2 separate regions of the Homo sapiens genome follow, and region 1 is linked to region 2. Evidence: chromatin loops called from intact Hi-C (ENCODE). Cell type or tissue: HepG2. All regions are shown on one strand. Each heading gives the region's core, and the rest is flanking DNA. Links, peaks and the distances in the headings are about the cores only. Region 1 has its middle 14 kb from the start of CLLU1. Region 2 has its middle 62 kb from the start of LINC02404.

Region 1 (15,768 bases), core at 3,414-11,413, 600 kb before region 2:
AGGATTTTTTTCATAAGTCAACTTTTCATTAACCTTATTAACAGTGGAGAGAAGATGCATTGTTTTGTTTTGTTATAAGCTGAATCATAGTTAAAACAAAAGTTGTCAAAATGTGGTACAAAACACATTTAGTTAAAAATGCATCCAGCGTTTAGAAACACATTCACTACTGAATGTAGATAATCAAAACATAAAAAAATTAATATGAAGATGTTAGATTAGAAACATCTAATGCCAGAAGGTTTTGATGTATCAGAATATTATTGGGGTTTCTTAGCAGGTCACTGTTTTATTCAAATATTGGAATAGTAAGAATCTTAATAACTAAAAGTTTCTGCTTTCTATACCAAGTTTTTGAGACAACAGCTCATTTAAATCATCCAGCAATCATACGAGGTAGATACTACTATAATTCCCTCACATTTACATCTAGAAATGTAGGTGATACATATAAAAGTATATATTATGTGGCTGGCATACAAAAACACATCTAATAATTAACTAATGTTAACATTTTATCATTAATGGTATTATTACTGTCTTAGTGACTTTCCAAAATGAAATAGAACCCTGCTCTCATTTTTAGCCAGGTACACTAATTTTCTGCTTTATTTTTTATTCTGTAATATATGAGTTTCTGAATGCTGGAGGAAATTTATCTTAATAAAGTTCATAAGATATCTGAATGTGTTGAGAAATCAATTTAAATCTTCCTGTGCTAATACAGATACCTTGAAATTTTTAGGGACCCCAAGGAAATGAAATAATCTGCTCATGATTTTTACACACTTTTTATAGTTAGAGTGACCACAGTCAGAACCCAGCAGAGACTGGGGAAGAGTCCATTTCTATTCATGCTCTCCTGCTAGAAATGTCTTTCCTGGTAAAGTTCATGAAAAAGTTGCCTGAATATTTCCATAAGTATATCATCTAGGAGGTTTACATAAAGACGAGATACACACAGCTCTAAAGAGAGCTTAAGAGTAGACGTAGTGGAGAAACTGGTTAAGGTCAGAGAGTGTTGGCAGAGAAAATGTTTCCTCTTGTGGCTTGGAAAAGTAGAGCAAGTATTTTGAAAACAGAATTGTGACAAATATTTCATAGCATGGAATAGGTTTCTCTTTAGGAAAAAGAGCTGATGTAAATGTTTACCGGTTATTTTTTTCCCAACATATATTTACTGTCATGTAAGCTTGAATTTCCAAATTTGAATTTCTGCACGTACCAATGAGGGCTAAAGTGTATCTTATTCATCATGGCCTGTTAGAAACTGCCGTCTCTAGTTATATTACCTTCCCTAGGGCAAAATCCACTGCTTACCTGCCTCTATTCTTCCTTGTTCTTTCTGGCAACTTGTTTTTCCTCATTTCTTTTCTTTCTTCTCTCTTTCTTTTTTTCCCATCTCTTTGAACCTCATCCTTTCTCCAGTAACAAGCCACTTCCTCCATCTCATGTTCCCAGACCATTCCAGCCCACAGTAATTTCTCCTTTTCCTGACTCCTCATGTTACCTAATGTCTTTGCCAAAGACTTTAGCTCATGGATTTTCTAGCTCATAATGTTGTTGAATTGTATTTTGTGTATAAGTCCAGTTCCCTCAACTAGATCCTAAAAGTCTGAGACCCAGGAAGAGAACATATGTCACTTTTACATTTCCAACAGGACATATATTCCAACAGTGTTGAATAAATATATGGTATTTTGAATTATATTCATTTACCCCTCCCCAGCTTTCCCAGGCAAGTGTATTTCTTTCATTGTTTTTGCCCAGCCGTGCTAATTTTTATCCATAATACCTGTGACAGGCTAAGAGAAAAAAAGAGGTAGCCATCACAAACAAGTTATTCATTTGTGGAAGGCAAAGTATTAAGAAATATTATTAACTCTAATAAAGAATAAGACATTAAGTAATAAACCAAATTTAGTCTGAAAGTGTATTCAATGTTCACACAAAAAAAGTGAGGACAGTTATATTTCAACAAATGTTGACAAGTTGGATGGTAATATAAATTAGTTAGCAGATCCCAAATACTAACTAGGGAAGCTAGTTGACAGTCAATATAAATTTCAACCCTAAAAAGTAGCCACTTGAGGCTCATGCCTATAATCCCAGCACTTTGGGAGGCCAAGGTGGGCGGAACACCCAGGAGTTTGAGACCAACCCGGACGACCAGGCAAAACCCCGTCTCTACAAAATACGAAAAATTAGCCTGGCATGATGGTACACACCTGTAGTCCCAGCTACTTGGGAAGCTGAGATGGGAGGATTGCTTGAGCCCAGAGAGGTCGAGGCTGTAGTGAGCTATGATGTTGCCACTGCACTCCAGTCTGGGCAACAGAGTGAGACCCTTTCTCAAAAATAAATAAATAAATAAATAAATAAATAAATAAACAAAACAATGGAGCCACTTGAAATATGGTTATGTCAAAAAGTGTCAATTTATTAAAAATACCTTCCTTAATTAGGTTATTGCTTATGTTTGACATAAAGTATTCATAAATGATTGTTAGACATTGTGTGCTGACATTAGACATGTTGTTGAGTATGATCTGTAGGATTTCTACATTTATTGTCAAATAATACTTTTAATAACAATAAAACTTTACCATAGGAGAGTAAGGTCCCACAGAGAGTGATAAATGCCAAAGGACAAATAATCAGCAGGCTTCAGGGGATCCCACTGAGTGAGTGCAAGATCTTAGTAGAAAACAAGTATTTGATAAATAGTTGAAACATGAAGTCATGCTTGTTCAGACATTTATTCCCAGTGTCATGAAAAGAGCATAAGCCAAGAGGTAGAAGATTTGTAATTCAAATTCATTTCTCTACTTTCTGGCTGTAAGAACTTGGACAAGATACCTAATGCATTTGAATATTCATTTCCTCATCTGCAAAATATGTGAACAATATTTCAATGACTTTTTGAAAGCAACATGAGAAAAAGCTGTAAGTGCTTGGCAAAGAAAAATTGCAGGTGCTTTTTGAATGATGTCATTCATACCTCAGTTTCCCCATATTACACAGGATATGAATGACATGGCCATATAGAAAAAGAATCATTGAAATTTATAATGTGAGAACCAGAGATCCAGAGATATGACTTCAGGGATAAGAATCAAGCGATGAATTAATCTGAAAACCTGTGATTCTCTCTGGGTGTCTGACTTCAAGGCAACTAACATCAGGACTTTCCTCTATAAGAAAACAGCACAATTAAACATATTTATTATAACACAGGTCCATGATGAGGCAGGCTGAGGGCCACTCGTAGCCTACGTGTGCTCACCTGTGGGAGTGCATGGTTAAAAGCACTGTACCCACAGTGGGCAGTGGTGGGACAGAATCATCCCCAGACCAGGATTTCTAGCTATATAGCAATTGCCCGGTACAACTCTGAAGTCAGGGCTTGTCCTAGAATGGTGCAAGAGAAAAGGCCAGAATGCTGGGAGATGATATCTCACCACCATTCACCTATTCTATAGCACTTAAGAGGACCAGGCACTGTGCTCTACATGCGTTATCTCATGTAATCCTCCCAGGAACCCTACGATGTAGGTGTTGCTAGCATCTTCCATTTACAGATGAGTAAACCGAGGCACAGACAGGTTATGTAATTTATCCTAAGGCACATGCCTAGAAACATTCCAATAAGAGTAGAGTCCAGGCCATCTGAATTCAAAGCCTGCTCTCTTAACCCTTCTGAAAGCAAATCATATTGGATACATTTACAAGAACACCAAGGGAGGTACCTCAAGGATCTGGACCTGGGAGATGGATGTGTGAAGGGAAAGGCAGTTTGGTCAGATGGCCCTGTGTGATTTTGTCCATCTGGTATGCTGCCTAAATGGCATGGAACCTGCTCCCTGATGGATGCTGGGTGAGGACGTCTGGCAATAAGAATGGCTGTACATGCTGTATGTCCCAGTGACAGGGTTGGTTGTTTATTTCCAGGACCGGAGGCTGCTCTCCCAACTTGACCCAGATAAGTGCCAGACACAGGAGCACAGGTGCAAGATCAACTGATCTGTTTCATGGGTGGAATTTTCCTGCTTAAAAAAAAAAATAAAAAGATGCAGGAAAACAACAACTTCCTATGACCTCATTCTGCTTAAAATTCCTGGATATGTCTCTTATTTCCTCTCTGCTTCCAGATTTTTTTCTTACTTTATTTTAGACTAAATTCAGTTTCTTTAAAAGGAAGCAGGAATCAACTTCATAAATAAGGGGTGTTGATTTTTTTTTGCCTGAATGTTTTGAATGACAAAGCCAAAGCACCCTATTCAATTGATCTCCACTAACTGCCTGATTTTTTGCCCAGATGGTCAACTTTCCTCCACAGGTGCTTCATGGTGCATTAGAATCAATGGATTTCTGCATTAGAATCAATGGATGCATTAGTTAAATTCATGCCAGGCATGGGTGGTTCATGCCTGTAGTCCCAACAGTTTTGGAGCCAGGAGGTTGAGATCAGCCTAGGCAACAAAGTGAGACCCTGTCTCTACAAAACATTGTTTTTTTAATCAGGGTGTGCTGACATGCACCTGTAGTCCCAGCTACTCAAGAGGCTAAAGTGGGAGAATAATATGAGCCCAGGAGTTTAAGGCTGCAGTGAGCTATGATCATACCACTGCACTCCACCTTGGGCAACAGAGCAAGACCCCATCTCTAAAAAAATTATAATCATTCATTCATCAAAACTGTTTACTGAGCACCTGTTATGTAGCTGACATTATATTAGATGTTGATTTGTGGGGCCTTTACCCACATCATCTGAAACAGTGTCTCTGGCAGTGGATGTCTTAGTGTGTTTTGTGCTGCTATAACAGACCACTTGAGACTGTAATTTCTAAGGAACAGAAATTTATTCCTCACAGTTCTGGAGTCTGGGAAGTCGAAGATCAAGGCCCCAGCAGGTATCATTATCTGGGGGAGGCTGATCTCTGCTTCCAAGATGGCACTTTGATGCTGTGTCCTCCAGAGAGGAGGAACACTGTGTTCTCACATGGAAAAAGAGCTGAAAACAGCAAACTCACTCTCGCAACCCCATTAGATAGGGCCTTAATCTGTGCATGAGGGAGGAGTCCTCATGACCTAATCACATCCCAGAAGCCCCACTTTCTAATATCATTACCTTGATGATTAGGCTTCAACATGAATTTTGAAGGGGGCGCCACACTCAAACCATAGCAGTGGGCCTAGGAATCTTCATTTTTAGCAAATTCCCAGGTAATTTTTGTGTCCTCAAAAGTTTGCAGACCACTGACCTATATTATGAACTCTTCAAATACAGAGCATGGAGTTTTTTGGAACTTTGTAGCCCATAACAAAGTGCCTTACGTGATGGTGCTGATGTGGTGTTGGTTAATGATTTATTGAAGAAAGGAATTTCCCGACTCACTGCTCAGAGTGACATAGGAAGATCAAACCCATCATTTATTGTCTTTCATCTTTTCATACTTCTTAATTGTCTGGTCTTGAGCCTAGCTGCTCAGATACCTGTAAGTTAAGGATCTGCTTATTTCAGAGATTGGCTGTGGATGTCAGTTCTAACTGGAAAGTAAAGTAAAAGAGAGCTATTGCTGTCATCTTCTCAGCACCCCATTCACTCCTCTTTTAGGAGTGGCACCTTGATTTCCCTTAGAGGATTGACTTCTGCTTATGGAAGGCCAGCTTGGTGGGCTTATCAGTGAAAGGGTGAGTGTGGTAGGCAGCACGGCCTCCAAATGATGTCCATGCCCTGATACCTGGAGCCTGTGAATATGTTACATTGCATGGCAAAAAGGGCTTTGCAGATGTAGTTACAAACCTTAAGACAGGGAGACTAGGCCAGGTGCAGTGCTCACACCTGTAATCCCAGCACTTTGGACAGCTGAGGTAGGTGGACAACTTGAGATCAGGCATTTGAGACTGGCCTGGGCAACATGGTAAAAACCCGTCTCTACTAAAAATACATAAATTAGCTGGGCCTGGTGGCAGATGCCTGTAGTTGCAGCTATTTGGGAGACTGAGGTAGGAGAATTGCTCGAACCTGGGAGGCAGAGGTTGCACTAAGTTGAGATTGCACCACTGTACTCCAGCCTGGGTTACAGAGTGAGACTGTTTAAAAACAAAAACAAAACAAAGATAGGAAGATTATTCTGGATAACCTGGTGGGTGCAACATAATGATTTGAGCCCTTAAAAGTAGAGAACACTGTCTTGCTGGAATCAGTGATGCAGCAGAAGGAAAAGTCAGAGAGACCCAATGTATAAGAGGGATTCGTTCACCAATGCTGGGGAGGATTACAGGTAAAGCATGAGGAAGGATGTAGGCAGTCTCTAGGAGCAAAACCTGGTCCTTGGCTGACATCCAGCAAGGCAATGGGAACTTCAGTCCTAGAATCACAAGAAACTGGATTTGGCCAACAACCTGAATGATGCTGGAAGAACATTCTTCTCCAGAGACTCCAGTACAGAGCTCAGCCCTACTGGCAACTTGATTTTGGCCATATGAGCCCCTAACAGAGGACCCAGTTGAGTTCATTCAGCCTTTTAACCCACAGAAGCTTTGAAGTAGTAAATTTGGGTGGTTTTATGCCATTAAGTTAGTCACAGTTTGTCACAGCAGCAACAGAATACTAATTCAGTCAAGAGCTGGCCAGTCAGACGTTCTTTTCCAGGAATTGGAATATTTAGCTACCTGATACAGGGACCAAGACATTTTGAAGATGGTCCATTCCAACAGTAGCATCTTGGAGACATCACATCCACATGCTCTGGTCCCTGTCCTTTCGAAAGCCTGGTAATTCACCTTTCTTTGAGTTACCTCTCAACTTTTTTGTTATTATTATTATGTTAGCTCACTAGAATCAGATTTTCTTCCCTATGACAAATAACCCTACCTAGTACAAGGGTAGATAAGTAGCAGAGCTCAGAGCTGCCATGATGCTCTGGGAGATGGGGTGCATTGACACCTCCCATGTTTACAAATACTTCTCAAGCAGCTAAGCAAGGCTGTGACCTGCCAGCTCAGTTGTAAGTTCACTAGACAAGTGCCATTGTCTAAAGGTCTTTAGGGCCAGACTCAGAGTAAGCCATGCACATTCCTCCTAATTTAACTGTAGCTGGGTTTCCTATTCAATTAGAGGAGAACTTATTGAAGAATAGTCTCTAAGGAGAAAGAGGAACTGTTCCTTCAGTGCATTGATTTTTATAGTGTGAAAGCAAACAGGTTTTTATGTGTGTCCAGGAATATATTGGGGGTTATAAGGTTTTTTTTTAATTAGGATATTCTCAAAATCTGCTTTGCTTCTTGATCCAAAAGTCAAAGAATGTCAAGATGAGTAGACATTAAACAATAATGAGTTTAATCTCTCATCAAGTACTTAAATTCTGCCCTCTGTATTCATCATAACAGGGTGACTGCTTTAACAAAAACTTCAAAATTTTATTGGCTTCACCTCAATGAAGCTTATTTTTCACTTATGTCTTATTTCATTGCAGATTAGCAGGAAGAGGCTATGCCATTCAGGGATACAAGTTCCTTCCATCTTGTGGCTCTTCCTTCTTCTAGATAACCAAAGTATTCCCCTTTCAGCCAGCAGATGGGGCAAGGGGGTGAGGCTCACACAAAGGGTTGGTAGGGTGGAAGGGGCAGTTAAAGGGCAGCCTGGATTTGGCAGGTACCACTGTCACTTACATTTCATCAGCCAGAACTCAGCCACCAGCCCACACCTAACAGCAAGGAGACTGGCACATGCAGTCCAAGTGTACAACCAGGAAAAAGAGGAGAACATAGATAGTGGAGAAAACTAGCTATCTCTGCTTTAGCCTTCCAAGTGGTTATATGACCTCCCCTAACATTCTTCTAGTGACAGGGAACTCATTACTTTTTTTGAGTAAGATAATGTATTTCACCTTTAAACATCCTGGGCAGTTAGGGAGTTTTTCTTTTGTTGAGTTGAACTATATTTTGCTGCATTGTCAAGATAAGCTAATACTTAAGACATAGGCTCTAGAGCCAGACTGCTTGAGTTTGTATCCAAACTCCATCAACTTGGGACAATTATTTCTCAGAGTCTGTTTCCTCATAAATTAATGCATGTATTGCATGGCTTGTGCCTGACATGTAATACATTCTCAATAAACATTAGTGCTTAATGTACCATATATTGGTGCTTGTTTTAACCTTTGTATTCATACAGGTACATCCTTGTCCTTGTCCTTGGATATTTAAAGGTATCTCTGACCCTATTCTAAGTATCTTCCAGAATCTTCAGCTGTTACTCAAGTGAACTCATTTAGCGTCCCTTTCCAATTCTGGTCACTATTCTCAGACTGGGGTTCAGTGTGTCTATAGCCCTTTGAAGAATATGGTGTTCTTATCAGATTACAAGATTCTTTTTTTTTTTTTTTTTTTTTTTTTTTTGAGACAGAGTCTCGCCCTGTCGCCCAGGCTGGAGTGCAGTGGCACATTCTCGGCTCACTGCAAGCTCCACCTTCCGGGTTCACACCATTCTCCTGCCTGTCTCCCAAGTAGCTGGGACTACAGGTGCCTGCCACCACACCTGGCTAATTTTTTGTATTTTTAGTAGAGATGGGGTTTCACCACATTAGCCAGGAAGGTCTCCATCTCCTGACCTCGTGATCTGCCCACCTCGGCCTCCCAAAGTGCTGGGATTACAGACGTGAGCCACCACACCCGGCCTACAAGATTCTGATATGCTCTGACCAGGGAAGAGGGCAGGAAAATTATAACATCCTTATTTTCAGCAGCTGCACATCTGTCTGTGCAACCTAATGAGAGGTGACAGCGTGCTGGCAGTCCTCACAGCCCTCGCTCGCTCTCGGCGCCTCCTCTGCCTGGGCTCCCACTTTGGTGGCACTTGAGGAGCCCTTCAACCCACCGCTGCACTGTGGGACCCCCTTTCTGGGCTGGCCAAGGCCGCAGCCGGCTCCCTCAGCTTGCAGGGAGGTGTGGAGGGAGAGGTGCGAGCTGGAACCGGGGCTGCGTGCAGCGCTTGCGGGCCACCTGGAGTTCCAGGTGGGCGTGGGATTGGCGGGCTCCGCACTCGGAGCAGCCGGCCGGCCCTGCCGGCCCCGGGCAATGAGGGGCTTAGCACCCGGGCCAGTGGCTGCGGAGGGTGTATTGGGTCCCCCAGCAGTGCCAGCCCACTGGCGCTGCGCTCGATTTCTCACCAGGCCTTAGCTGCCTTCCCTCGGGGCAGGGCTCGGGACTTGCAGACCGCCATGCCTGAGCCTCCCACCCCCTCCATGGGCTCCTCTGCGGCCCGAGCCTCCCCGATGAGCACCGCCCCCTGCTCCACGGCGCCCAGTCCCATCAACCACCCAAGGGCTGAGGAGTGTGGGCGCAAGGCGCCTGCAGCCCCGGTGCGGGATCCACTGGGTGAAGCCAGCTGGGCTCCTGAGTCTGGTGGGGACGTGGAGAACCTTTATGTCTAGCTCAGGGATTGTAAATACACCAATCTGCACTCTGTATCTAGCTCAAGGTTTGTAAACACACCAATCAGTACCCTGTGTCTAGCTCAGGGTTTGTGAATGCACCAATCCACACTCTGTATCTAGCTACTCTGGTGGGGCCTTGGAGAACCTTTGCGTGGACACTCTGTATTTAGCTAATCTGGTGGGGATGTGGAGAACCTTTGTGACTAACTCAGGGATTGTAAAGGTACCAATCGCGCCCTGTCAAAACAGACCACTTGGCTCTACCAATCAGCAGGATGTGGGTGGGGGCAGATAAGAGAATAAAAGCAGGCTGCGGGAGCCAGCAGTGGCAACCCGCTCTGGTCCCCTTCCACACTGTGGAAGCTTTGTTCTTTTGCTCTTTGCAATAAATCTTGCTGCTGCTCACTCTTTGGGTCCACACTGCCTTTATGAGCTGTAACACTCACCGCGAAGGTCTGCAGCTTCACTCTTGAAGCCAGCGAGACCACGAACCCACTGGGAGGAACGAACAACTCCAGACGCGCTGCCTTAAGAGCTGTAACACTCACCGCGAAGGTCCCCAGCTTCACTCCTGAGCTGGCGAGACCACGAACCCACCAGAAGGAAGATACTCCGAACACATCGGAACACCAGAAGGAACAAACTCCGGACACGCTGCCTTTAAGAACTGTAACACTCACCGTGAGGGTCCGCAGCTTCATTCTTGAAGTCAGTGAGACCAAGAACCCACCCATTCCGGACACACTAGGATCACATTAGCTTTTTCACTCACCACTTCACCCAGTTACTATATATCAATCTTACTTTCTACAAAAAGTTTTAAAATTTTATATAAATGTAATTGTTAAGCCAAATTTCTTGCATTGCTATAAGGTTTTATATTCCCAAGAGAAGGTTGTTATACTTATGCCTATACACTTTTAGTATATTCTATTTGATCTTGTATTTTCAATCTAAATGGAAGTTACTGCATTCTCAAAGCCCTCCTACTACTTAACCGTGGCTAATACAGTTTCCTAGAACACAAGGAGAGTGATCAAGACTCATTTGTTAGTGTAAATGTCTTTTCCCTGGCATTATAAATGACTAGTGTCAGGGAAAATTACTAAGCTGATATTTAGGAAATTTTTTTCTATTTTTGAAAAGTTATTAAAAACACACACACACACATACACCAGCACACATTCTTGGGATGAAGCCTAGCACAACTGTTTCAATGTGAATTCCTTTAGCCTTTTCTCCTTTTGGACAGGGAGTTTCACTGTGTGTGCTGACACATTGTGTGGGGTTGAGAAGGACAAGAAAGGAGACCAAAGATAAGGCAGAAGAAGCGGGTGGATACCACAGATAACACTTTAGGCAGGTTTAAAATTCTTATTGAAGAAAACTCACCTAGCAGTGGCTGAACTAGGTGACCCTGAAGGCTCCTTACAAACCTATGATTCTCATAATCTATCTCATAAATAAGCAGATTCCAGCCCCAGAAGCCTCAGTGTACCAACCTAGGAAACGGTAGCATTCTTTTTTTGAAATACTTGTTCTAAGTACTGTCTCTTCAGATCAAGAATGGTGTTCCTTCTTAATAGCTCCTCCATTATCACTACTCCCCCAATCACTATCTTTGTGACTATGAAAGCCTGACTCTGAAGGCTAATCCTTAACCTTCCTGGTCTTCTTTACTAAAGTCAGTCTTTGGTATGAGTCATTTGAGATGGATGCATGGGCCTTTTCTGTAGTAATAGCAACAACGATAGTAGCAATACTAATAGTTAATATTAATTGAGCACATACTACATGTGAGGAACATGCTGTGGCATAGGTACTATATTACTAACTACCACATGTTACTGAAGAGTAAGCTGAGGCACAGAAAATTACATAGTGCCAGGGGCAGTTAAATAGGCACTCCTAACTATAGAATGCAAATTACCATTCACACATGGGCATAGTTCCTGCCATTTACCACCCTCAGAGGCTGCAGACTTAGCTGCCAAACTGCCAAAGGTTTACACAGATGTAAATTTCAGGCTACATGAATCCCATAACTTTTTGTGCCTACTTTTCACTAATTCACCTGACTTTGACATCTCATGCTTCTATAAATGTCTTTTAACTCAGTGGTTAATAAGAAGCTAAAATGGTATTTTGGTATAATTACAAAGTAATCAGCATAAAGTTTTGGGCAACAATTGAATTAGTGGCTCCTCGAACAAAAGGACAGAACATGTTACATTTTAACATGGTGCGTAAAAAAAATGCTTACAGGATCAAGGCCATTAATCCCTTTAGTTCACTTGGACTGAGGGTGGGGAAATCCCAAGAAACAGCAATTCAATCACCTTCTTGAACAGCCCACATGCTCAGATGATTTCTGAGAAATGAACTTAACTTTTAGAGGTTTCATGATCAGCTGCTGGATGACATCCGGCACCAACTTAACCACTAATCTCAGATCTCATAGCAACACAGATCGCCTGGAACTCAAAATAGTCCTGCCTCAAGCTCTTTTCACTTCTTATCACTTCAGCAAGAGCATGTGAAGGAAAGGTGTCTATCAGCCAACAGCTGCTAATTTTCAGAGAAATGAATGGATGTGTGGCTGCTTCCATTTAATCAGTCACCATCTATCTCAGCAGTATTAATGCTTCCATTTGACCAGCCACCTCTATCTACACATACTTCTTTTTTATCTAAGAGTCTACTGGACTTTTTCAAATTCATCTGAACATGTGATATTTTCACAGGGCTCAACATTGAACAAAATCCTCTTTAATCCTAACCTTTCACCACTTTATTTTATTTCTCAACATTTCCCTTTCATAGAAACACATTGGAAGCTAATCCCCAAGACTTTGAGAGAAGTCACCCAAGAAAGTCTGACTTTGCTGGAAGATCTTTAAGCTGCTTCAAGCCTTGGATGTCATCTGATCACTGCTCTTGATTTCTTTATCCTTGGACTGCAGTTAGAGACTTGGCTGCTATAAAGTGAATTACTCTTGAATAAGGGCATAGTTTCCACTGTGATAACCTTGTTTCTATCCATGACAGCTAGGGAAACTGCAGCCTGAGAGTGCTTTGCTTGGTAGCAGGTGTAATGTAGTTTTGACTAAAATTCTGTTGAAGAAAACTCTCTCAGCTTGCCCCCAAACAATTTATGTCAGCAGAAGAAATAAATAAAGAAATAATAATAGAGTATATTGTTTGAATTTGTTGCAGTGGGGTATATTGTTTTATGACAAAAAAACAAGTATCAATTTTTAGTTGCACACTTCTAGGTCACCTAAATGGTTGGTTCTGGCACAAAATTTAATATAAGGAAATGTGAAAACTCCTCCCCTAACTTCTGCCAAGCCTCTCCTGTATGGTTAACTGCTGCTTTCATGTCCCCTGTCACTGAGAGGACTTTGGTAGTCATATTTCATCTCTGTAATTCCCATATGAACTTGCCTTAAGTTAAAAACAACCAAGGATACATTCTCCTTTGCTTTGTAGGAGGTGGTGCCCAGAGTTCATAAACTGAATTTAAATTATACCAAAAGAGATCTTCAAACTGTGAAGAAAGCCTAGCATATGACAGTTTGCTCATAAAGACCAAGTAAAGCTACTGTATTGCAGAGGAACCAACAGTTTAGTATAATCCAATTCAATTTGCAAGCAATCATTAATTATTTTCTGGGTTTATTATATCATTAATAGCTGTAAATAAGCCACGTATTTCAGTTGAAAGGAATCAATTCTACCTTTAAATCAAATTTGAAGAAGAGGAAGGGGAAAAAGAAGAAGAGGAAGAGAAGGAGGAAGAAGAAGAAAAACAAGAACATGAAGAAGAAGGAGGGGGAGAGGTGAGGAGAAGAAAAAGAGGTAGTGGAAAAATAAGGAGGAGAATAGAAGGGAGAGGGATAACAATGATACCACCTTTTAAGAAATCAAAAACTGGATCTGTTAGTCCTCCCTCCCTCTCAGGCACCCAATCTCAGGTGTTGCTAGACAGAGGACAGCAAGACCCTTCTAATTTCCCACCGCAGCAATACACCCAAGTGCCATCTCTTCCTGAAATGCTAGAAGGGAGCTAACATTCACTGGGCTCCTCTTACAATCATGTACATTCTTTGGTACTTTACATGACTTAGATATATAGTTCCATTAATTTCTCAAACAATAGTATAAGGTAGACAATGTTATTTCCATATTTATAGATTAAGTTCAAGAGGTTGAGAAATTTGCCTTAGGTAACACAGCTAACAAGAGAGGAGCTGGCATTTAAATCCGCATGTCTGGATTGCCAAACCTAGACTTGTTCCATCATCTCACATGCACTTCACCTTCTCTGCTCTGCCAGGAGATTGATCTGGTATCTCCTTTGCAATCTGGTAAGCCTGTCTGTCTGGCACAGCTTACCCAAAAAGGGTCTCCTAATACCAATCTTTGTTCCCATACATTGTTGGTGAGTCCCAGCCCAAGCAAGGGCAATTTGCTTTTGCAGGTTACTTTCCCAAAGTGGCTATGCATTTGTGTTTCTTACCACTGAACATAAGGCAGTCCATTGCTCAGGCATAAACCCCAACCCGAGACAACTGGGTACATTGATAGTTACCACACAGATGAAAAAACTTTGATGGAAAGGGCAAACACTGGGAAACACATGGAAAATTGGTTTCATGTGGTTTGATTACACTGACTTAAAATATCCCTTTTTCCTGATCAGATCAGAAATTGATATGTGTGTTGCTACTCTGAGCTATGAGTCTGAGTATTTTTTTTTTAATGATGTAGGGACTCTTCTTTTGAATATCTGTGGGCCCTTTAAATGAGATGGAAGAAAATCTTCCAATATTGTCACACTTGATATAATATTTTTCAAGGAGAGACTGTCAGGATGAGGATGTACCCTCACAACCCATATTAAGGAGAAAAGCAAAAGAAATTGGAGGAGAGAAGACTTAAATGTGCTGAGGGCTGATTCTGACTCTGTGCCAGGCGCTAGGTTTGCCACTTGGCTAACTTTATTTTCTTCATTCCTCTCAACAACCCTGTGAAGTATAAACATTCTACCTGCACACCACCACCACTACCACCACCATCACCATCACCACCGCCACCACCATCACCACCATTACCATGAAGACTGAAGGAGCAATACTCCATGTAGGGTCCAGTAGCTGTTGCGTGATGGAGCTGAGAATTGAAATCATATCTCCCTGGGCTGTTTTCACTACACTGCACAATCTTCTAATGAGCAGGGCTCTGTTTTTGGCCTGAGGAATGAAACAGTGACAAGGCGTACTCTGTGTGTGTGTGTCCTGTATTCAAGAGGCTTAAAATCTAGTTAGGAGACAAATTTAAAAGGTCAGTAGCAACCGATGCTTGTAAAAATGCTAAGCCCAACAAAGGTACAGAAGTCCAAAGGAGCCACTGATTACAAAGACCCCAAGTCGTGGAGGAGTTTTCATGAAGGACAGAGACTTGGATTGGGCTTAGAAAAGAAAGCCGAGGACTTACAGACATGGAGAAGAGGCCAACAGCTGTCCCAGAAGGCAGATCACCTTGGGCTAAGAATACACATGCTGTTTTTAGGGAACAAAGTGAGTGGCTGTGGCTGCTGTTATTTCAGAGGTGAGCATAGAGCGAGAGTTAAGAAATGCCCCTTTGGAAGGTCTGTTAGACCCTTGCTCCTCAAAGTGTGGTCTGAGCACCAGTGCTGTCAACATCACCTGAGTGCTTGTTAGAAATGCAGAATCTGGTTGAGTGCAGTGGCTCAAGCCTGTAATCCCAGCACTTTGGGAGGCCAAGGTGGGAGGATTGCTTAAGCTCAGGAGTTCCAGACCAGCCTGGGCAACACAGTAAGACCTCATTTCTATTAAAAAGAAAGAAAGAAATAAAGAAATGCAGAATCTTGAGCCCTGCACCCAACCCACTGAATTTGAATGTGCATTTTTACGTGGTTTCCCATGTGATTTGGAGGCACAATGAAAGTTTGAGAAGAACTTCCTTAAAGAAGTAGGTTCACTCCTCTCATTTTTCATCCTTTAGATACCAAAATAAGGCTGAAGAGGACTAGAATGTCTTCTTTCTGCCACTCTGTCCTCTTTTTCTCTTCTCTCCCGGCTCTTTGTGTAGAGGCCTAGGTGGCTGTTGGTAAACTCAGGGCCTTTCGTAGTGCTCCCTTTCTGCTGCTTTGCCTAAAACCCAGCATCCTTTTTCTGAAACTTCTGTGTGTCATGCTTCTTCCTTTTCACTGGTACTCACTGATCTGCGAATGTCACACTCGAGAATGTGGAGCAAATGTGTTTTGTACCCAAATATCTACAACACAGAACAATTCAAT
Region 2 (15,768 bases), core at 5,176-13,175:
TTGCCAGCATGGTCCGGTTCTGGTGAAGGCCCTCTTCCAGATCACAGGCAGCCAACTTTGAATTGTATCCTTACACAGTGTAGAGCAGAGCGGGGAAGCAAGCTCTCTTGTGACTCTTAGAAGGGCACTAATCCCTTCTAAGAGGCTCCACCCTCATGACCTCATTTAATCCTAATTATTAGTACCTTCTAAAGGCTTCCCACTACATATCGTCACATCAGGGGATAGGGTTTCATCATATGAACCTTGGGGAGACACAAACATTCAGTCCATAACACACAAAAAATAAAAATACAAAAGGCAGAATGATGGATAGCTTGTATTGGAAACTTCCGCCCAAAAACAGGATGGGAAGGAACCCAGATACCTGCAACCAGTTGCCAGTATTCTAGCTCTTGGCCTGGGTATAGTGTTCACAGATGTTTATTATTTGTTGAAATAAATGAATGAATAACTAAATAAGAGAGCTGAAGGAATTAAAGGCACAATGAACCTGACTGTATATACTTGTGATACATAAAAATAAGACTTTGAATGGATGTCTGCGTTTGAAATATTTACAATCTGATTGATAAATACGCATAAACAATTACAGAATGTGTACCACAGAGCTAGGCACCCAACTCTTCAAAATCTAAATTTTATTAGGCTTTTGTTCTGGGTGAGAGGATGGGCAGAAATGTTTCCTCTGAAAAATGCCATTTCGGTAACATAATACGTGGGTCATTAGGTCAGGAGAGATTAATTCTGCCATGTGGTACTGTTAAGTCTATCTTTTAATGATAATTTTGTTGTTTTTAGCTTCTTGGCAGCTGCTCTACAATTCTTCCCCTATATGATTTTTTTTTTTCTTTTAGACTGTTAACAGAGTTACTGCATTTTGTGTGAAGGTGACATTATAATTACTACATATTAAACAAGCAGGATCCATAGGTATCTAGACTAAATGAAATGGAAAAACGGGTCTGTCATTTATTTTATGTAATTTATATGATCTTGATCTGGGCAATTTAAACTTCTAAACTCTAAGCTTAGAGTCATATTTCCATAAGCAATTGCGTCCTTTATGAATATAATTCAGGCCTTCTAGTCTTTCATGTTGACTGATGGGAAAGTGCAGAGCAATCAAAATTCATGGCTGGGACAGATCTGAATTGAGGCATCACAAGAATTAGGGTTTGGGGTGTGTGTGTGTGTGTGTGTGTGTGTGTGTGTGTGTGCCTAGATCATTGTTTTGGGGAGAGACTTTCTACAAATATAGGTCAGAATAGAAATATCCTTGCGTATTTTGCCCAAGTGGCTGAAAGAACAGCACGCCAGCACTCCCTTCACCCTTTTCAGGACCTTATTCCAAATTGCAGGGTTTAAAAAAAGTCTTTGTATTTGTTTTTTATTAGTCTCTTATATAAAAATATTAAAACTACAAGGCAGGGGTTATTGCTTACCAATGCACTGCAGTGCCAGCTCCAGGGCCAGGCAGTAAATATTTGTTGAATGAAAGACTAGGCCCCCATTAGGCAATGAGGCTGCTTTGGCAATCAGTCTCCTTAAATGACATTATTTACTGCTGAAAATGTGTTTTCCACATTGGCTTAGATCTTTAATTTACACAGGCCCATTGCCACACTTCAGTGACACAGATCACTTTCTGAACACTCCCATAGCTTTTCTGACCTCCTTCTCACATTGAGACATGTTGAAAAAACAAAACACATTGCATTCATTTTTATTCAACAGCACAGGCTTGCCCTACCCCTACCTCTAAATTGCAATTCTTTGATTTTTCACTATAGAGCTAACATGCCCCAGCCTGTTGATTCCATAAACTTTCCTTAGCTTTAGGTTATACACAGGGTTACATCTCAAGTGGAGTCTTGTCTGCCTGTTTACTAGACCACTTTAGAGATTGTTCAAACCCAAATAGCCAGGAGAGAGATGGGAACTTAATTTGTTTCAAGCTTCAATGGCTGGAGGCTAGACAGACTCTCAGTTTCCCATGGGTGGACTACTAAATGTTTTCAACCTTGGTGAGCAGCAAAGACGTTGTACATACACCATACAGCAATTTCCCAACAAGTACAGATCACACTGAAATGACAGGGTTGCCTGTTCAATACTGACTGAGACCCACCTACCTAGGGAGTTGAGCAATTCTTTGCTTGTTCAGTACTTCAGTCCTCAAGTCAGTTAAACAGAGCTCCTCACACACACGACAGAAAGTACAGCAAACATGCCATGTACCAAACATGATTGGGCTATTGCCTGTTCTCCTCTCCCTTCACCTTCACCAATCCTTACTGGAATAGCTTTTAAAGTCCTTTCTGTTGACCTGGAAGCCATTATTGTAACAAGAGGTTAAAATCAGGGTAAATTGAATTGCTATGCATGACTGAACCCAGTCATCTGGAAGAATGACTCAGGCAAGAATTAAGTTTGAAATTTGAATGTGTTAAGTGGCATAATATGGAAAAATTACTGTTTTGTTAACTATGTCTAAGAAAAGATGGTAAACTGAGTATATCTCAAACAATTTGATTTAATTTAGTTCAGTGTTTATGAACACTAATTATATGGCCTTGAATTGGGCTACAATGAAGGAAAGACATTGAAGGAAAAGAGAATAGATTTCCCCCCTTAAGAAGTCCAGAGTTTGGGAGCTGACTGATTCACATATGCCAGTGAAATACCTGTGATTAACACAGACCAGCATGTAATAAACATTTACAAATCTTATTAGGTGGTGCAAAAGTAATTGCAGTTTTGCCATTGAGAGTAATGGTACTATGACTGCTATGTGTCAAGTATTATAAGAATGCATGAATACTTTTATTGTGCCTAGGGGAGATGTATTAGAGAAGGCAATACATTAGCAGATTCTTGAATGGTAATCCTGCCAGTAGGGAGCAAGGGAGGACATTTAGACAGAGACTGCATATATAAAGCATCCATGGCATAACAAACAGCCATTTCAGTGGTGAAAAGTCCAAGTCTTTCTTGGCAGGCCAGGGCATATTTGGCAAGAGAACTGTCCACAGTAGTCCAGTCCAGACCTCATTGTCCTAGTCCTGGTGTAGACTGGACCAAGATAGCTTAAGGCAGTGTTGCCAGAGGGAGGATTTAAAATACAGTTCGAAAAATGCAGCCAAAGTAAGCAAAAGGTGGTGCCAGTGGTCAAGTTCGAAGAGTCAGCTGAAGCTGTAGGTGGAGTAATGAGTAATACAGTAAAAAGTAAATAGGGATAGGAAGCAGTTCCAAATGCAGGTTTAGAAATAGGGCAGGAGGTCCATTTCATTTGGATCATGCTTACTGACACCACTGAAAATGGATGAAAGAGAAAAAGCAAAAGGATCAGTTAGAAAACAATTGCAAAAGTCAAGCAGGAGATGAAAAGGACTTGAAACAAAGCAGTATTAGTGGAGTCAAGTGTGAGAAAAGTTTTGGAGACAGCATGCATCACACTTGATAAATAATGAATATGAGGTTGAAGAGACAGACCTAGAAAATGCTCCAATCGTGCTCAGGGACAATGTCTTGCAGAATGTGAAGTGCACATTGAACCTGTGGCTAATAAGTATTTACTCAAGGGCTAGAACACATGAGTTTTGGAACCAATGAATGAAAATTATCATTAGCCTCTCAGTATAATTCTTACTGACCAACCCACTTGTAGATTTACATTTTCCATTACCTTGAACTTAGGTTCTGCCAAAGTACAGGTCTTAATTCTCAATGGGGGAATGTTTTCATCAGTGGACAGTTATAGTTTTGATAAACTTGGAGCTATGACTTACTACCATATTACTTTGCAGTCCTATGCTAATGGCCCTAAAGGCAAAGATTTAGGGTAAAATGACCCTGATAATAAATAAAGATGGAATGTAATTAGTTCCAAAAGAGAACAATGAAAAAGAATACCATGAAAATCCAGAGGATAGAGAAATTTGGTAACATTCAGAAATGCAAAAATGGAAAGCCAAAAGATGGGCTTTCATTCACAAGCAATCATAAAAATTAATAAGGACAGGCCTGGTGTGGTGGCTCACACCTGTAATCCCAGCACTTTGGGAGGCTGAGGCAGGCAGATCACAAGGTCAGGAGATCAAGACAATCCTGGCTAACAGGGTGAAACCCCGTCTCTACTAAAAATACAAAAAATTAGCCATGTGTGGTGGTGGGCACCTGTAATCCCAGTTACTCAGGAGGCTGAGGCAGGAGAATGGCATGAACCTGGGAGGCGGAGCTTGCAGTGAGCAGAGATCGCGCCACTGCACTCCAGCCTGGGTGACAGAGTGAGACTCTGTATCAAAATAATAATAATAATAATAATAATAAGGACAAATAAATAATAATGTCAGAAATTTACATCTCTTTTTTTGTATGAAAATGTTTACAAATAACGTTTTGAAAGTGTCTGTTGGATAAATAAAGATGTGATCTGTGTACAATTTGGTTATATTTTATTGAACTTGGTGATATGGTTCAACTATGTTTTTTAAGAATAATGAAGGAAATTAGGAAATAACCCTTGATAGCAAACATTTTAACACATTTTTCTATTGACATTAAGATAATATTTTTTCTTGTATTATTGCACCATATTATTTAGGTTGTAATAGTATAAGAATTTAAAATATCTTTAATATCATAATTGAAACATAATAAACTCAGGGAGAGCTAAATAGATTCAACTTCATTCTCTTGGCCTTGTGATGATCCCTCCTTCCTGTCCAGATTCAGATTCATATTTCAGAATAGGTATGAATGCAGTCATATAATAAATGTTTCCAAATATCAGTTTTACTTGAGTGGTCTTTTTTCTAAATAGTACTTCTGCTCCTATTCTCCAGCAGACAGAATAACTTGGTTTAAAATGGTGTTGTGTTGACAGTCAATACAGTGTTATGAGTAACAGCGTGAGTTCTGGAGTCAGATGAAACTGGGCATCAAGGTCTAGGTCTGACAACAGTTGTGTTACCATGTGCAATTTTGTTAACCTCCCTGGGCCTCAGACACCTTATTTGTGAAAGGGAAATCATAATAGGATTTACCTACCTCATAGGATTTTTGTGGAAGTCAGATGAGCTAGTACAAGTAAATAGGAGTAGTAGTTGCTGGTTGTTTTTCTTAGTTTAACAATGTGGTTTCAAGAAGTAGTAGTTGTCGTTAAAAGATAATTTCAATAAACAGGGAAACCATGACATTCATACAGCTGAAAATGAACACGTTAAAAACTTTATTTAACATATTAATCAGTAAAATAACCAAACAGATATTATAACCTGTTCGAAAGAGAATCCTAAGAATAGACACATTTATAGATTTGGAATATTAACATGGATGTAAAAATGGAGGCAAAACTGATTTCTTCCATAGTGGAGATGGGGAAACAATTGAACGGCCACTGTAGAGAACTTAAATGTCTAGAGACAAGACTTATTTTTGCACTGCTATCAGTTATCTACAACTTATAGAATTGCAAAATAAATTCCATAGAATCAAAGCTTTAAAATGGGAGAGAGCTGTGCTAGAGACTGTGTATTTTTACACTGAAGCACAAACACAAGGTTTCTCTACATAGTAGTGGTGGTGGTAGTTATTTCTGGATCACAAGTAACACGTGTGGTAAACTTCCTAGAAACAGGTTAAATTCTATAAGACTTGAAAAATAATAAAGTATATATATTATTCAAATGATCAAATGGTGCTGATGGAAAAAATGCTGTCCTGGCATTAAACAAACCTGGGTTCTAGTTCCATCATTTTACCATTTATCAGGTGATTGACGTTGGGCAAGTCATTTAACCTCTCCAAGTTTTGCTGTCCTCATCTGTGAAATTAGGCACCGGAACAAATGTTTTCTAAAGTGTCCTTCTGGACTCACATCTGTAGACCAAAAGGATGACTGTTAATGTGAATTTTGATGTAATGTCTCCTATGGATAATCTACCCATGGATAGTCGAGACTGGGCTACAAATGAGCAAAGCGATCAGGGTTGCTGGCTTCAACAATTTCAGCAAACGACAAGTCATTAGGGCTTTTGAAATGTCACCCATTTTACTCTGTATATTTAATGAAATGCTAATGTAATTTTGCTAAACATGCGTACTTATCATTATACATGATGGATTAGAGATATGAGTTTTCAATAGTAGTAAACTGTTGTAGAAATAGTAATTAAGCACTACAATTATGGGAACACCTACTACCTTTTATATTAGAAAGTCATTTTTTTTCCCAGCTGGTGTCAGTTAAAGTACTAAGAGACTGCAAATATGAGGAAAAAGTTTGTGTTAAAAGTATGGTTTAAGAACATTTAACTCAAACTCTGCTTATATCATGCCAATATTGGTGGGCAATGCCCACTCTGTGGCACTGCGGGCACTGTGTAGAACTTTTGTATGTGATTCCCTCAAGTCTGTGAGATCACCTGGGATATGTGAGTAAATGTTAGACCAGAAGTCATTTGCTTTTGTAAAACAGTTATTTATAATAAAATATAATTTTAATAAAATATTTATTGTAAAATTTAGAGTATCATTTATTATAAAATATACAGGAAACTGCAAAAAAAGTGTGAGCTTAGTGAATTATTAAACATCTATATCTCTCTGATGAAGAGAGAGACTTTTGATTGTGAACCAAGCGATCCTTCAGGTATCCTATCTCAATCAAGGCACTCTTTTTCCTTCATAAAAGACATTATTATTTTGTACTTTAATCATTTTCTTTCATTTCTTTACAGTTTTATCACCCAAATGTGCACCTTTAAACATTAAAGATTAGTTTTGCCTGCTTTCATTTATTTATTTTAGAGTATGTGGGGGGCGGTTCTTGCTATGTTGCCCAAGCTGGTCTCCAACTCATGGCCTCAAGTGATCCTCCCACCTCAGCCTTCTGAGTCACTGGGATTACAAGCTTGAGCTACATGCCTGGCTCTGCTTTTGATTAATGTGTCATTTAAGTCTCTTTCATCTAAACATCCTTCCTCATCTTCATTTCTTTGCAAACTTTTTTGCAATTTGTTAGTTGTAGAACATAGGTCATTTGATCCACAGAACGTCCTGTAGTCTGGGTTTCTTGTAAATCGGTAGTTACATAGCTTGATAATGTTCCAGTTCTTTTTGGGGAGATGGGGAGAAATACAAAGGAAGTGATGTGTTCCTCCAACAAGGGGCATGTAATGGCCGGTCACCTCTGTTTTTGTGATGTGGATAGTTGTTAGAACTTCTATGCTCAGATCCATACATCTACTGGGGATGTTTTGGGCTTGATTTTCTATTTCAAGACCATTTGAAGTGCCTATATAAATCACTAATATATTGAAATTATATGTCCTTGTTATGTTATCATGTTGGTATGTTTAGATATGTTTATTTCTTTAACATTACCTAATGTAGGTTAGCCTTGCTATCTCCATCCCACTCTATAACTCTATGGAGACTCCATGTGATTTGAATGATACTGGGAGAAGACAACTTAAAAGTGCTGAAAATGGATCTTTAAATTGATTTCCCATGTTTAAAGATGACCATGAACATTCATAAATCTTCCCCCCAAAACAATCTCTTTCAACATATCAAATTCGGACAATGAATTTTGATCCAAATTGTTGGAGGAAAAAAATCAAGTTTCTTATTGTAGTGAGTACTACCTGGATTTGATTCAACAACTTTCCTGAGCACTTACTTTGTACAAGGGAGAGGCCAAAATTAACCACACTGGTATCTTTGAGTTTGGAATCTTCTCAGTTGAGAGCACTATATACCACAAAATATAAATCTGACGAAAACACATTTACCTTGAGCTATTTTTAACAGGATTTTCAGGGACTCAGGCCTAATTCAGTATCAGAAATGTTGGACTCTATACTTATTGAGAAAAAAAAAAAAGAAACCTTTCTTGCCTTCTGATCTCAAGTATGAAGGTATTGTATGGAACTAAGGCTCCTTCCAGATCTAAGATAATGTGACTCTAAGACAGGCTTCCTCAACCTTGGTACTACTGATAATTTGAGCAGGATAATTCTGTGTTTGGAGGTTGTGCTGCACATTGTTTAGCAGTACCCCTGGCCTCTACCCACTAGATGCCAACAGCACCCTCCTTCCAAGTTGTAGCAACCAAATATGTTGCCAAACATTGCCAGATATCCCCTGAGGCAGGATACTGTTTGACAGTCACTACTCGAAGTCCTTAAGGCACAGATGCACTTGGAGGAAAGAAGGAATCTGCCTGTAGTTTGCATGTAAAGCACTTATTTCAGCAGTGGTCCAACACGACAATATTCTACCTTGGGGGAAATAAGTGTAGCTATGTGTACATACATTCATTTCTATATAATTTTTAATGTCCCCAAATTCTTATAATGCAGTCATAAGGTGATATGTTAATGACAAGGATATGTTCCGAGAAATGTGTTGTTAGGTGATTTCATCATTGGGTGAACAACACAGATTGTACTTACACAAACCTACATGGTCTATCTACTACACACCTAGACTATATGGTATAGCTTATTGCTCCTAGGCCACAAACCTATGAATAAATAAATAGTTAAAATATATTTCTAAAAGCTAAGAACTTTAAAAAAACTATCCCCAGTACAATTTATCTAATAAAAATGAATAGTAATTTCTTAAAATTGTAGAATATCCAGTTACTGTTGAAAGAAAATGACGATTTGAATTCAGTTAGTGAATGAAAATGTATTGAATCTAAATTCGTGGGCTACACTATATTTTACCGGCAGAATGACATTAAGCAGCTATAGTGCTGTCATTTAAACAAAGATTCCAGTTTCTGGAAGACAATATTTTTTATATTCTAGTAATCCACACAATTGTTTTCTTGACAAAATAAGGGGGATCTCTTAGGCAGGAGTTTGTTCTGGTTTTTCATTCTCTTGGTGGCCCCCTGGTGGCCAGATGGATTTTACAAGCGGCTCTTAGCTGAGCGTGTAAAAAGTGTGTGTGTGTGTGTGTGTGTACTTTTGAAAGGAGGGGAAGAGATTTTGAGAGGGTATGATGGAGTGAATGCTAATGTACTTCTTTCTCAATAAACACAAATACTCTTAAATCCATTAGAAGCTGTTAGATTAACCATGATCTTGGCTGTAGCTCTGTAGCTAGCAAGAGATTTTGATTAAATGCAGCCTGGTACAGAAACCTGATGAACATGACTTGAGTCTTTGGTAAGCCAACTCTCTAGGTCAATTTGGATTTTAGTTTCCTATTTTAAAAAATAGGAAATCATAATAAGTGAGCTGTCAGTCCTTCAGCATCCTCCTGACTGTTAAACAATTTTATGAAATAGAAACTCTCTCATCAATTGCTCCCTAAGAAGGAAAATGTGACATAGATATTTCAGTTAAGGTATGCTCAACTTAAAATATTTGGAGACAAATGAACACATTTTATCTTTTGATAAAAAATTTTCATTACATTTTTTTCAAAATTTAAATTTGTAGCTATTTATTCATTTGAAAATATTTTACAGAAAGCCTACAATAGACAATCTATTCTACTACACATTGGAGTGCAGATGACAAGAGGAGCTAAGAATAGAAAAAAACATGTGTAATCTGTCTTAAAAGCACCCATAATTTGTAGATGACAAGCTTAGAGAAAAGTGGTCCACTTTGAAAAAAATTAAAGTTGACAAAATAAATGAATTATGAAGTAGTTATTTGGACCATAGCAGAAAAGTAACAGTCATGCTGCCATAGGGATAATGTGTCTAAAATAAATCAATTATATATGAGTGCACACACACATATTTGCAACCTGGGTTCTTTACTGATTTTGAGTACAAATTAACAGTGGGAGTTATATTGGCTGAGTTAGGTGCTTTGTGTTTATGATCTCATTTAATTGTTACAATAGTGCTATGAGAGAAGCATTGTTATTATTTTCATTTTTCACCCAAAGCCCAGGAAATTTGCTCAAAGGAAAACAGCCATTACGAGATAAAATTGGGGTTTGCCTTCTTAGCTTGGGCTCTCCCCTACTCAGCTGTATGGTTTTACTTTCTGCACATCTCCAAGTTGGACTGTTATGGTGCTCAGGTCAAGAACCACTGTCCTAGAGGCAAGTCGGATCACAGAAGCCTACAGTTTCACTTTCTTTAGTCCCAGGGTAGTGAAACAGCAAGGCACAAAAGAGTTTCTACTTTTTTAAGATTTTTTTTCAACTTTTAAGTTCAGGGGTACGTGTGCAGGATGTGCAGGTTTGTTACAAGGTAAACATGTGCCATGGTAGTTTGCTGCATAGATTATCCCATCACCAAGGTATTAAGCCCAGCATCCATTTGCTATTCTTCTGGATGCTCTCCATCCTCCCACCCACTACCCTCTGACAGGCCCCAGAGTGTGTTACCCTCCATGTGTCCATGTGTTTTCATCATTCAGCTCCCACTTACAAGTGAGAACATGCAGTATTTTATTTTTTGTTCCTGCTTTAGTTTGTTAAGGATAATGGCATCCAGCTCCAACTATGTCCCTGAAAACGACATGATCTTGTTCCTGTTTATGGCTGCATAGTGTTCCATGGTGTATACATACCACATTTTTTTAAATCCAGTCTATCATTTATGGGCATTTAGGTTGATTCCATGTCTTTGCTATTGTGAATAGTGCTGCAATGAATATCTGTGTGCATGTGTCTTTATAATAGATTTATATTCCTTTGGGTATATAACCAGTAATGGGATTGCTGGGTCAAATGGTATTTCTGCCCATATGTCTTGAGGAATAGTCACATTGTCTTCCACAATGGTTGAACTAATTTACACTCCCACCAACAGTGTCAAAGTGTTCCTTTCTCTCCACAACCTCGCTACCATCTGTTGTTTTTGACTTTTAAATAATAGTCATCTGACTGGTGTGAGATGGTATCTCACTGTGGTTTTGATTTGCATTTCTTTAATAATTAGTAATGTTGAGCTTTTTTCATGTTTGTTGACTGCATGTATGTTTTCTTTTGAGAAATGTCTGTTCATGTCCTTTGCCCACTTTTTAATGGGGTTGTTTGTTTACTGCTTGTTAATTTAAGTGTTCCTTATAGACACTGGATATTAGACCTTTCTCAGATGGACAGATTGCAAAAATTTTTGCCCATTCTGTAGGTTTTCTGTTTACTCTGATGATGATTTTTTTTATTACTGTGCAGAAGCTCTTTAGTTTGATTAGATTCCATTTTCCAATTTTTGCTTTTGTTGCAATTGCTTTTGGCATCTTCATCATAAAATCTTTGCCCATGCCTGTGTCCTGAATGGTATTGCACAGGTTTTCTTCTAGGGTTTTTATAGTTTTGGGTTTTACATTTAAGCCTTTAATACATCCCAAGTTGATTTTTGTACATGGTATAAGGAGGGGGTCCAGTTTCAATTTTCTGCATATGGTTAGCCAGTTATCCCAGCACCATGTATTAAATAGGGAATCCTTTCCTCATTGCTTGTTTTTGTCAGGTTTGTTGAAGATAAGATGCTTGTAGGTGTGCAGTCTTATTTCTGAGTTCTCTATTCTGTTCCATTTGTCTATGTGTCTGTTTTTGTACCAGTACCATGCTGTTTTGGTTACTGTAACCCTGTAGCATAGTTTGAAGTCAAGTAGTGTGATGCCTGCAGCTGTGTTCTTTTTGCTTAGGATTGTTTTGGCTATACAGGCTCTTTTTTGGTTCCATATAAATTTTAAAAGAGTTTTTTTTTTCTAATTCTGTAAAGAATGTCAATGGTGGTTTAATGGGATTAGCATTGAATCTATAAATTGCTTTGGGCACTATGGCCATTTTCATGATATTAATTCTTCCTATCCATGAGCATGGAATGTTTTGTCATTTGTTTTTGTCATCTCTGATTTCTTTGAGCAGTGGTTTGTAGTTCACCTTGAAGGGGTCCTTCACTTCCCTTGTTAGCTCTATTCCTAGGTATTTTATTCTTTTTGTGGCAATTGTGAATGGGAGTTCATTCATGATGTGGCTCTCGGCTTGCCTGTTATTAGTATGTAGGAATGCTGGTGATTTTTGCACATTGATTTAGTATCCTGAGACTTTGCTGAAGTTGTTTATTAGCTTAAGAAGCTTTTGGGCTGAAATTATGGGGTTCTCTAGATATAGGATCATGTCACCTGCAAACAAAGATTGTTTGACTTCCTCTCTTCCTATTTGAATACACTTTATTTCTTTCTTCTCCCTGATTGCCCTGACCAGAACTTCCAATACTATGTTGAATAGCAGTGGTGAGAGAAGGCTTCCTTGTCTTATGCTGGTTTTCAAGGGAAATGCTTCCAGCTTTTGCCTATTCAATATGATGTTGGCTGTGGGTTTGCCATATACAGTTCTTATTATTTTGAAGTATATTCCTTCAATACCTGGTTTACTGAGAGTTTTTAACATGAAGGGATGTTGGATTTCATTGAAGGTCTTTTCTGAATCTATGGAGATAATCATGTGGTTTTTGTCTTTAGTTCAGTTTACGTGATGAATCACATTTACTGATTTGTGTATGTTGAACCAAATTTGCATCTTGGGGATGAAGCCTACTTGATCCTGGTGAATAAGCTTTTTGATGTGCTGCTGGATTTAGTTTGCCAGTATTTTGTTGAGGATTTTTGCATTGATCTTCATCAAGGATATTGGCCTGAAGTTTTATTTTTCTGTTGTATGTCTGCCAGGTTTTGGTATCAGGGTGATGCTGGCCTCATAGAATGAGTTAGGAAGGATTCCCTCCTTTTCAATTTTTTGGAATAATTTCAGTAGGAAATGACATCGACTCTTCTTTGTACCTCTGGTAGAATTCAGTTGTGAATCTGCCTTGTCTGTCCTGGGCTTTTTTTTTTTTTTGGTTGGTAGGCTATTTATTAACTGCCTCAATTTCAGAACTTGTTATTACTGGCCTATTCAGGGATTCAACTTCCTCTAGTTCAGTCTTGGGAGAGTGTATGTGTCCATTTCTTCTAGATTTTCTGGTTTATGTGCATAGAGGTATCTTTAGTGTTCTCTGACAGTTGTATGTATTTCTGTGCGGTCAGTGGTGATATCCTTGTTATCATTTCTGATTGTGTTTACTTGAATCTTCTCTCTTTTCTTACTTATTTGTCTAGCTAGTGGTGTATCTATTTTATTAATTTTTTTCAAAAAGCCAGCTTCTGGATTTGTTGACCTTTTGAATTTTTTTTTTTTTTTATGTCTACATTTCCTTTGGTTCAGCTCTGATTTGGGTTAGTTCTTGTCTTCTAGCTTTGGGATTTGTTTGCTCTTGGTTCTCTAGTTCTTTTAGTTGTAATCTTATGTTGTTAACTTGAGATCATTCTAGCTTTTCGATGTGGGCATTTAGTGCTATAAATTTTTCTCTTAGCACTGCTTTAGCTGTATTCTGGAGATTCTGCTACATTGTCTCTTTGTTCTCATTAGTTTCAAATAACTTCTTGATTTCTGCCTTAATTTCGTTATTTACTCAAGAGTGATTCAGGAGCAGGTTGTTCAATTTCCATGTACTCGTGTGGTTTTGAGTGAATTTCTTAATCTTGAGTTCTAGTTTGGTTGCACTGTGGTCTGAGAGACTGTTATGATTTCAGTTCTTTTGCATTTGTGAGAAGTGTTTTACTTTATTTCTGATTATGTGATCAATTTTAGAGTAACTGCCATGTGGCAAGGAGAAGAATGTATATTCTGTTGTTTTAGGGTGTAGAGTTTTGCCAATATCTATCAGGTCCACTTGATCCAGAGCAGAGTTCAGATCCTGAATATCTTCATTAATTTTCTGTCTCCTTGATCTAATATTGTCAGTGAGGTGTTAAAGTCTCCTACTATCATTGTATGGGACTCTAAGTCTCTCTGAAGTTCTCTAAGCACTTGCTTTATGAATCTGGATGCTTCTATATTGGGTGAATATATATTTAGGATAGTTAGCTCTTCTTGTTGAATTGAACCCTTTACCATTTTGTAATGGCCTTCTTTGCCTTTTCTGATCTTTGTGGGTTCAAAGTCTGTTTTGTCAGAAACTAGAATTGCAACTCCTGCTTTTTTCTGTTTTCCATTTGCTTGGTAATTTTCCCTCCATCTGTTTATTTTTAGTCTACGTGTGTCTTTGCATGTGAGATGGGTCTCTTCAAGACAGCATACCAATGGGTCTTGACTCTTTATCCAGCTTACCATTCTGTGTCTTTTAATTGAGGCATTTAGCCCATTTACATTTAAATATAGTACTGTTATATGTGGATTTAATTCTGTCATCGTCATGCTAGCGGGTTATTTTCAGACTTGTTTATGTGGTTGCTTCATAGTGTCTCTGGTCTGTGTATTTCAGTGTGTTTTTGTAGTGGCTGGTTATGGTTTTTCCCTTCCATATTTAGTGCTTCCTTCAGGAACTTTTGCAAGGGAGGTCTGGTGGTAATAAATTCCCTCAGTATTTGCTTGTCTGAAAAGAATCTTATTTCTCCTTCATTTACGAAGCTTAGTTTGGCCAGATATGAAATTCTGGGTTGAAAATTATTTTCTTTAAAAAATTCAATATTGGCCCCCAGTCTCTTCTGACTTGTAGGGTTTCCTCTGAGAGGCCTGCTGTTAGCCTGATGGGCTTCCCTTTGTAGCTGACTTGGCCTTTCTCTCTGACTGCCCTTAAGATTTTTTTTTCATCTTGACCTTGGAGAATCTGATGATTATGTGTCTTGGGGATGATCTTCTTGTGGAGTATCTTACTGGGGTTCTCTGCATTTCCTGAATTTGAATGTTAGTCTATCTTGCTAAGTTGGGGAAGTTCTTCTGGATGATATCCTGAAGTATGTTTTCCAACTTGTTTCCATTCTTCCCCCTCCACTTTCAGGTACCCGAATCACAGATTTGGTCTCTTTATATAATCTCATATTTCTTGGAGGTTTTCTTCATTCCTTTTCATTCTTCTTTCTCTACTCTTGTCTGCCTGTCATAATTCAGAAAGCCAGTCTTCCACCTCTGATATTTGTTCCTCTTGTTGGTCTATTTTGCTATTAATCCTTGTGAATGCATTGGGAAGTTCTTGTAGTGTGTTTTTCAGCTCTTACACAGGTTGGTTATGTCTCTCTCTAAACTGGTTATTTTGGCTGTCACCTTCTGTATTGTTTTATCATGATTCTTAGCTTCTGTGCGTTAGGTTATAACATGCTCCTTTAGCTCAGCGACGTTTGTTATTACCCGCCTTCTGAATTCTATGTCTGTCATTTCAGCCATTTCAACCTCAGCCCAATTCTCAGCCCTTGCTGGAGAGGTGTTGCAGTCATTTGGTGGAAAAGGGGAACTCTGGCTGTTTGAGTTGTCACTGTTTTTGCATTGATTCTTTCTCATCATTGTGGGCTTATCTACCTTCAATCTTTGAGGTTGCTGGCCTTTGGATGAGGTTTTTGTGGTTTTTCTGTGTTGTTGTTGTTTTCTGTTTGTTTTGTTTTCTTTTAACAATCTGGCCGCTCTTCCATGGGGCTGCTGTGGTTTCCTGGGGGTCTGCTCCAGACCCTAGCCACCTCAGTTCTTTCCATACCTGGAGGTATCACCAATGAAGGCTGTAAAACAGCAGGGACGGCAGCCTGCCTTTTCTTCTGGAAGTTCCGTCCCAGGGGATACTGACCTATCGCCAGCTGGAATGCACCTTTAAGAAGTGGTTGGAGACTCCATTTGGGAGGTCTTATTCAGTCAGGAGGAATGTGATCAGGGTCCTACCTAAAGAAGCAGCCTGGCTGCTTTTCGGTAGAGCAGCTGTGTTGTGCTGGGGACCCCTTCAGCCCCTCATTGGTCTGGGCTCTCCAA

The links. Hi-C counts contacts between places; a loop is a spot of excess contacts. Peaks named below come from ENCODE experiments on the same cell type or tissue, not always from the same donor. Only the 100,000 strongest peaks of a DNase experiment are listed, where the experiment ranks them.
Region 1: it touches region 2 in a loop (26-fold over the local background); 9 of 110 quality-filtered maps call a loop at or near these places.

What each region holds. Positions count from the first base shown.
Region 1 is chr12:92,400,094-92,415,861 of GRCh38, reverse strand. No RefSeq gene overlaps it. Among named protein-coding and RNA genes, the nearest start is that of CLLU1, 14 kb to the left of the region's middle. RefSeq lists cis regulatory regions at 10,571-11,020, 11,651-12,184 and enhancers at 11,613-11,862, 15,396-15,545. In HepG2, for the core only: a CTCF peak has its summit at 7,574; no DNase peak of the experiment used is centred there.
Region 2 is chr12:91,805,041-91,820,808 of GRCh38, reverse strand. No RefSeq gene overlaps it. Among named protein-coding and RNA genes, the nearest start is that of LINC02404, 62 kb to the left of the region's middle. RefSeq lists an enhancer at 15,620-15,768. In HepG2, for the core only: a CTCF peak has its summit at 8,906 (motif pointing left); a DNase peak (open chromatin) is centred at 8,908.